Regions from separate parts of the Homo sapiens genome. Here region 1 is linked to region 2. A link is a contact called in ENCODE Hi-C or POLR2A ChIA-PET data. All regions are on one chromosome and are shown on one strand. The core of a region is the stretch at or near the end of the contact, and the rest is flanking DNA. Distances in the headings are between cores, read along the strand shown.

What was found. Hi-C counts contacts between places; a loop is a spot of excess contacts on that map. ChIA-PET counts read pairs that join two places held with the same protein, here RNA polymerase II (POLR2A). Pooled maps may share reads with other maps.
Region 1: a pooled map shows a loop between it and region 2 (2.4-fold over the local background). The contact joins two enhancer-like sites. A Hi-C loop is called at or near these places in 6 of 168 maps with a recorded cell type or tissue (B cell, CD4-positive, alpha-beta T cell, CD4-positive, alpha-beta memory T cell and 2 more), 15 of 37 single-sample maps with no recorded cell type and 15 of 50 pooled maps. POLR2A ChIA-PET finds 5 or more read pairs at or near these places in 14 of 52 experiments (CD4-positive, alpha-beta T cell, CD4-positive, alpha-beta memory T cell, GM12878 and 10 more).

Annotation. Positions count from the first base shown.
Region 1 is chr3:5,000,237-5,004,381 of GRCh38, reverse strand. No RefSeq gene overlaps it. Among named protein-coding and RNA genes, the nearest start is that of BHLHE40-AS1, 22 kb to the right of the region's middle. RefSeq lists an enhancer at 1,601-2,102. Within about 2 kb of position 1,846, at least 2 of the 41 ENCODE cell types and tissues checked have a DNase peak (open chromatin) inside an H3K27ac peak, as active enhancers do; they include CD8-positive, alpha-beta T cell, where a contact is called at or near this core.
Region 2 is chr3:4,819,919-4,824,169 of GRCh38, reverse strand. All of the region lies in intron 60 of ITPR1 (inositol 1,4,5-trisphosphate receptor type 1), which reads right to left. All of the region lies in intron 4 of LOC124906209 (a long non-coding RNA gene), which reads left to right. Among named protein-coding and RNA genes, the nearest start is that of EGOT, 70 kb to the right of the region's middle. Within about 2 kb of position 2,034, at least 4 of the 41 ENCODE cell types and tissues checked have a DNase peak (open chromatin) inside an H3K27ac peak, as active enhancers do; they include CD8-positive, alpha-beta T cell, where a contact is called at or near this core.

The sequences.
Region 1 (4,145 bases), core at 597-3,096, 180 kb before region 2:
TATGTGCTCTCACAGGGCTGTCAGTGAACATTAAATATGATAAGAATAATATCAGTTAGCATTGAGAGTCTACTCTGGGCCAGGTATGTGCCACTTGCCCTACACACTTTAACTCACTTTCTCCTCATAACAACAATGTGGGGGAGTATTGTGATCAGAGCCAGCTTCATGGGCATGTGGCCTATGCAGTCACAGAGGGCCACCCCACACTTAGAAGGGCCCCACGTTTGGTTTAATTCTCCATCATTGCTCTCTTGAAATTCTTTTTTTTTTTTTTTTTTGAGATAGAGTTTTGCTCTTGTTGCCCAGGCTGGAGTGCAATGGCATGATCTCAACTCACCACAACCTCCACCTCCTGGGTTCAAAGCGATTCTCCTACCTCAGCCTCCCGAGTAGCCGAGATTACAGGCATGCGCCACCATGCCCAGCTAATTTTGTATTTTTAGTAGAAATGGGTTTTTTCCATGTTGGCAGGCTGGTCTCAAACTCCCAACCTCAGGTAATCCACCTGCCTCAGCCTCCCAAAGTCCTGGGATTACAGGTGTGAGCCACTGAGCCCGGCCGAAATTCTTAATAATTTTCTTTTTTTTTTTTTTTTTTTTTTGAGACGGAGTCTCACTCTGTTGCCCAGGCTGGAATGAAGTGGCACTATCTTGGCTCCTGCAACCTCCATCTCCCGGGTTCAAGCGATTCTCCTGCCCTAGCCTCCCAAGTAGCTGGGACTACAGGTGCATGCCACCATGCCCGGCTAATTTTTGTATTTTTAGTAGAGACGGGGTTTCACCATGTTGGCCAGGCTAGTCTCAAACTCCTGACCTTGTGATCCACCCGCCTCGGCCTCCCAAAGTGCTGGGATTACAGGCGTAAGCCACCGTGCCTAGCCCGAAATTCTTAATTTTTAAAACAAGGGCCCTGCATTTTCATTTGCGCTGGGTCCCACAAATTACATAACTGGTCCTGATTACTGCATTAGCATCTACTCTTGGCCAGGTGCTGTTTAAGGCACTGTAGAGACAGGAGTGAACAAAAGAGAATTCCCTACGCTTGTGGAATTTACTTTGCATTACTTCCCAGATGAGGAAACTAAGGTTCAGAGAAGGTAAGTTACCTGCTCAAAGTCACGCAGTAAGTGGGTGTCCAAGTTCCAACTCAGAGCTCTTAACCATGATACAATTCCCCTCTTCTGACTGAGGCTGTAAAGTATTTAATACGACTTCAAGCAAAGAAATAGCAAATAGCGTTCTACATGCTTTAAATGGGTTAACTCATTTAATCACAACTGCCCCATTTTAGAGATGAGAACATGGAGGCTCAGAGAGGTTAGGTACCTTGCCCAGAGTCACACTGCTGTGAAGAAGCAGAGCGGAGACTGGGAACCCAGGTGTCTTGCTCAGAACTACGTTCCTAGCCACACCAGCATGTTGCCTTCTGAAGGAATCATTCAGAAAATGGTGGCTTTTGCAATTCGTTTTAATCCCCGTCATTTTCATTTTTGTCATTTTTGTCTTGTGTCTGGAGCCCCCACGCACAAGGCCTGACCCGAATTAATATGTACGCGATAAAAGGATTAACAAATGAATGAGCAGACTGAGGCATAAACCTGTGTGGTAACGGCTACAGTTGCCCCCACCACCACTACCACAACCACCCAAAATCTGACATGACTTATCACCAGGGCCTGACACCCAGCTTCTCTGTCTTGCCTTAAGCCAGTGATGAAATCTGTCATCGCTCAGGATGTAGAAAACAGGGTCGCGTCTTCCAGTAAACAGGCCAGGGCTGGAAGGTAGGGGGTGGGGAGGGGTGCCGTGTGGAGGAGTCGTTCACAGCGATTGTTATCAATGAGTAACAAGCTTTCCTTTTCCTCCCGAGGTGATGACAGGGCTCGTGACAGGGCTTGTAGATGTCTCCCTCCCCTAAAGGCTGTCACTCTTTAGAGGGTCTCATCCTCCATGCTTGGGCTGACTTGGGGAATTTATCAGTCAGGCAGGCCTTAAGTGCCAGGTGATTTCTGGGGCTCTGGGAGAGACCCTTGGACAGAATAGCACCTCCCATTATCCTCACTGATGTCTGACACCCCTATTCATTCATTCATTAGTCAACGAATCGTTATTGCGTGCCTACTATGTGTCAGACACTCTTCTAGGAACTGAAGATATAGCAGAGAATGAAACAGATAAAAATCTCTTGCCTCAGGGAGCTCATATTCCAGTCCAAGGCACTTCCACTGGGAATTCTTTTGATTACATGGTAGACATTGGGAACTTTATCTTGCTGAGCATTGGATATGTTTGTACTCTTCTAAAAGCCATTGAACTTTGTCTAGGACACAGTTAAGGTTCTTTTTAATTGTTTCAGATGGGAGGGTAAATCTGGTACCTGTTACTCTATTTGGCCAGAATCCAAAGTTCCCTTCCACAGGTTTTTTTTTCTTATAAGAAAGTCTTTAGGCCTGGGAGAGGCAAGACTTGAAATATCATCTGTTACTTATACCTTTTTGTGAATGAGTTTATAACAGCCGTTTTGAGGCACTGTGGTAATAGGTAACAGGAAATGAAGACCTGGACCTGGAAGACACCGAAATAATATCTACGGATTAGGAAATTAAATATTCACATAGCCATTATTTCATTTGAATTCATCTCATTCTTGGAAATAGTCAAGCAAGAAAAGTGCTTCAATTTCCATTTTATGGCTGAGGAAAGTGAAGCTTGGAGAGCTTCACTGGCTCAAAGCCACACAGCTAATTAACACCCAGAGGCACTGACCTTTTTAGAGATAGGGGGTCTCACTTTGTCACCCAAGCTGCATGTGCAGTGGCATGATCATGGCTCACTGCAGCCTTGACATCCTGGGCTCACTTGATCCTCCCACCTCAGCCTCCCAAAGTACTGGGATTACAGGTGTGAAGCACCACGCCCCACAGAGCCTACTGACATTTACCCTAGAGTGTGTTCTAACACATCTTGGGGCAGGGATCACCATATGGAGAGAGCAGAGGGCACCTATGATTCCAAATACTTGTGCTGACTTTGTTGTTTGGCACACCGCTGCACTTGCCCCTTCTGCTTTGGGCCTGTCTGAGGAAAAGCATCAGCTTCCTGGGGACACAAGTCAGTACTGCTTGTTCATGTGCCCTGAGCAGCAGCTACAGGTTAGGAAGACACACAGGCACAATCTGAAGAGACTGCGAATTCCACGAGGGCAGGGACTGCATCTATTTGGGTCCCCACTGGGACCTCAGCACCTAAAACAGTACCTGAGCCCTAGTAAGTTATCAAGGAATATTTGCTGAGCAACGATAACAACAAAACACATGAATAAATGAATCTGAGGGGTAAGCTGACGAAAAGGAATACCTACCTCAGTTGCTTCAGCTATAAAATGGGAGACAATAATCTTTGCCTTTTAATGTTATTTTGATTTCACTGAAGGCAGGGGTTTTTGTCTGTTTTATTTATGCCTTCCTATATCCCCAGCTTCTAAAACAGGGCCTGTCACATAGTAGGTACTTAATACATGTTTGCTGGATAAACAGATGCAAGCAAAACATCTAGGTTTTTGTGAACATGTGTGTCTAAAAAGGACCTAACATAGTACTGTGGTTAAGGGCAAGGAACTTGAAGTCAGGCCTGGGTTGGACTCCTGGCTCTGACACTTACTAGCTGTGTGACCTTGAGAAGGTCTCTGAGCCTCTGTTTCCCTGGGGCATATAATAAGGAGAGTCATCATCTCTATACTAGGGTATCCTGAGGATTAAACAAGGTCATGTATATAAAGTGCTTAGCATAATTCCAGCAGCAAATAAAATGCTCCAAACTTATTAAAGTTCTAATGTGTCTAGGGGCAGGGTGCAGCAGCTCACACCTGTGATCCCAACACTTTGGAAGGCTGAGGCAGGAGGATTGCTTGAGCCCAGGAATTTGAGATCACCCTGGCCAATATAGTGAGACCTCATCTCTTTTTAATAAAGAAAGAAATTTTTATATAAAAAATAATACGTCTAGGAGTGAGGATGCATTTTTATGGGGCATTTTTCTCCCTTAAGGACTTTTATCCCTAGGACTCCCCAAAAGATCCCAGAATTTGTTCTCCTAAAAGATGAAGATGTATGGAAAATAAATACCAATCAAATCTCCCATTGG
Region 2 (4,251 bases), core at 785-3,284:
CATTCCAGAACACTCTAGCTACCATGGGGGGGCAGGTTCTCCCCCGATATTTCACTGTCCACGTTAGTCGACGAATATGCTGTCCTACAGAAGTAGCCAGAGTAGACCAAGGTATCGGGACCTTCTGAAATGTAGATGGACAGTGTTCTATCTGATCAGGCCGTCTTTATATGCAATTCACTCAAAAACACACCTCCGAAAATATAAGAGTTATGTTAACCGGGCAGAATTCCAACATATAGAAGTGAAATCTATAATTAGCAGAAGACATGTCTTATATTTTTTTCATTTGTACAAATGTATGGGGTATATATGAAATTGTGTTACATGTATATAGTGCCTAGTGATCCAGTCAAGGTATCTAGGGCGTCCATCACCCAAGCACCACACATTTTTGTTAATTATAGTCATTCTACTCTGCTATCAAACATATTCCTTCTACCTAACTGGATGTTTGTGCCCTTGAACCCATTTCTCTTCCTCCTTTCCTTTTTCCCCTAACTCACTCTTCCCAGTCTCTGTTATCTATCTTTCCACTTGCCACGTGATCAATTTTGTTTTTTGTTTTTTTTAGCCCCCACATATAAATGAGAACATGCAATATTTGTCTTTTTGTGCTTGGCTTATTTCACTTCAGATAATGGCCTCCAGATCCATCCATGTTGCTGCAAATGACAGGATTTCATTCCTTTTTTATGGCCAAATAGTATTCCACTGTGTCTATATACCACATTTTCTTTATCCATTCATTTGTTGATGGGCACTTATGTTAGTTTCATATTGTTACTGTTGTGTACTTAAGTTACTGTTTGGTCTTCTTTACCAACCTTCCTTCTTAATGCTGCTCAAATTTCTAATTTTCAAGAAGAATTTAGTCTCCTGCATTTGACTATACTAGAAAAATGGGCTGCTGTTTCTTTGCTGGGAATCAAATATTTGGTCTTTTAACTGCAACATGCCCAGGGTGCAGCATCTAGATTCTCTCAGGCAAAGTGCTCATAATGAATTCACCACTTATTCAGATTAAATAGCTCCAATAGCATGGCCTTTCAAATCATCATCTATAGACTAACACAGATTCTCAGTTTAGTTGGCACTAGAGCAAAGGCAAACAGTGCTAAAATTATTCAAAAAAGGGTATGCAGCATATAAATTACTGTGAAAACTTAAATGTAGATCAAGGTTAATAAAAATTTGCTTATTAAAAAAGGCTATCACCAAAACTAGGATGGCACCAAAATTCAAGTTCCCGCAGGGAAAGGAAATTTTTTTTCCCTCTTCCCTTGATCTGCCAAGGGCTATGTCAGGTCACCCCACAGTCACATTTCTCTGAAAGCCCAGGCTTGTCCAGGGCCCAAGTCAGTGAATATGAGATTGCATCTCGGGGAATGAGCGGCGCTGTGAGTTACAGTGGAGGAGGGCTCACTTCCCCTGGTCATTTGAGTACTCGACAGCATCGCCTTCCATCAGGTGCTTGAGTTGAAGGACAAATCTACCAGTGAACCATGAATGATTTCATGATTAATCTGAGGTTTGCCTTGAATACACAGAACTCAGGGTCCACTCCCCAAATCAATGAAAGCTCTACTTCTGGGCAGTAAAAGCAAGTGGAGGAAACCACTAAAGACATGGATAGAACTCACAAGTATCTGTGACCAATTCAACAGAGAAAAGAACGCTAACGTCAACCATGCCCTGCCTCAACTTTGAAGGACACTTAAAGATTTAAAGTTCAAGAGAGAGAAAGACACAGGGATTTTCCAGAGGAGGAGGCTCTTAGAGTCAAGATGCCCACTCTGACTTTTCTTAGTGACAACGTGCCCACAGCCAAGGTGTCTTGCAGAGTTTTGGAACCATAGGAAATGATGCTTCTGTCAGCTCTGCTGTCAGCCCCGCAGCCCCTGCTTCCTGGCTGGCTGTGCTCTGGGCCTGTTGCTCTTTCGCCTGCTCCCTCCCTCTGTGCATGCCTCCCACCTGCCAGGTCTCATTTAGCTCATGTCTACCACCCAACGGATGTGTGAGGCGGTAGGAACCGCGATGTACAGACAGGAAACCCAGGTCAGCAAAGTCCCGTGACTTGCCCAGGGTCACACGGCGAGGGAAGGCACAGAGCGGAAACTCTCACCTTGGATCTTCTACCTCCACTTCTTGGGTAGTGAGGACTTCATAGTAGGCATCAGCCTGGCCCCAGCTTTGAGGGGGATACTCCCATCTCCAGTGAAAGGAGAAAGGGGAAGACCAAAAGGGGAGAGGGAAATATATGATCTATTATGTTTAAACAAGATTAACTTGTGGGTGAACAGCTAGTTGCAGAGTTCTCAACTTAAGACAGAGCTTCTTTACGTGGTCCCTCTTTCCCTCCCTCCAGAGATGACAAGAAACACACTGTTTCTATCTACAGGGAGAAGAGGTCCTGTCACCTTGTCTGTAGGCAGTTCCAGCAGGAATTAGGAAAGGTGAAGTATCTGATCTAGACAGGCTGTTGTGTTTTTACATGGCTGAGCAGCCACCAATGCAGGGAATGTGCCCTTGGGACATGGGACTAGGCAGGGAGGGCCATGGCTCTGCACACAGACACCTCTTTCATTCATGACTCGTCAAATGTCATTCTTTCCAAGTCAGCCTGGGTTTCCAAGAACCCTTCTCAATACAGTGCCCCAGATAAATTCTATGACCCAGTGTGGGGTGAGATGAAAACCCATTTGCCATCCCTGATGCTGCTGTCTGCAAGGAGCTGCTCTCAGGGCAGCTGGGCTCCTCCCTGCCCGAGTGGCATCTGAGGGCTTTTCCATTGGTTCTCTTGGGTTGCCTTTTGGCAGCTGTCATTCCACAAGTCTCCAGGAGTCTCTGGGATCTTCAACCATGGGCTAAAGGAGAGCTGCAGAGTAATCCAACATCCCCAGCCTTCTGCAGTTAGGCAAGAGGTATTTTTCCTGAGGACCACATACCCTAAAAGAGCCTGTATCAAAGGCAAGAGGGCAGTGAGCCCTCCAGCCTGCTTTTCCTTCCATCTCTGCCACTGCCCATCAGCTGTCCCTTCTCTGTCCTCCACGCTGGAGTAGCTACAGCCTCCTGGGGTTGGCTCATTCAAGAGATCACCTGATTTTCCCTCCCAGCAGCAGTGGGTAGGATGCCCCCGCTCAGTGGGGAGGCTGGTGGGGGCCTCATCCCAACTGTGGCTGCCTCCACAGGGTGTGACTAAGTGGGGCCCACAGGTGGTCTTGTAGCCTCTGCACCGCAGCTCTGAGGTCCCATGGGGCCCCAGCCCCCACCCCCACCAAATGACTCAGCTGGGCACCCCAGCCGCTACCCTGATGGGGCTAATGCTCCCTTAGGAGTCCGCAGCAGGGATTCATGTGGTTTCAAGCCTAAACACAACAGCAGACAGCGCAGGCGAGAAGGCACCACCGTTTAGCGGTAGATCTGACGCTTCTCTGAGCCACCACTTAGCGCACAGAACATCTGGTTCTGCAACAACTTTAACATTCAGAGAAGAATTCCTTGATGCTGTAAGATTTTTAGGTTTTCTGACAAGATGTCTCATATAATCAAAGAATGATGTGGATGGAGAAAGCACACCAAACACCCAGGCCCTCAGAGTGTTGCCACGCAGCAGGCTCTGACCGGGTTGGGTGGGTGGCGGGCTACAGGTCACTCTGGCTCTTAATCCTTATCAAGTGACTGCTCACAAGACGCCTTTAAGTCTCCACGATTGAGACAGAAACCCAAAAGTGTGCCAGAGTTTTCTGTGACCGGAAAGTAAGGTGATTAAGAGAAAACTTCAAAACTGGCCCCTGGAAGATGTAAAGATAGGACCCACTCAAACACTTCAGAGACAAGAGAACAAAGTCAGGGGTGAGAAGGAACATAAGTCAAGGGTGAACAGTACAGGCCTCCTCTAGACATTAAGACATCGAATGCAAATGAAGGTCATTATCTGTGCATGTGGACAGGTCTGTGTCAGTATAAATGCTGATCGAGTAGGGTTTAATTTGCCAGTTTCAACAATTGGAGGAAAAGAAGGGAACTGAGGACTTTTCAGTTAATGTGTCCTGACCCTGGAAACCTCACCTGTGGAAATCCACACTGGCACCCATCAGAATCCCTAAGCTGCTTAAAAATAGGAGTCTGCTCCCAGAATCACCAGCACCCTCCCGGTTTCCTATCAACGACATGATTATGGAGTGCGATTTCTACAGTCAGCCAAGCCTGGTTTGAATTCTGGCTCAGCTCCTTCTGAACTGTTCCTAG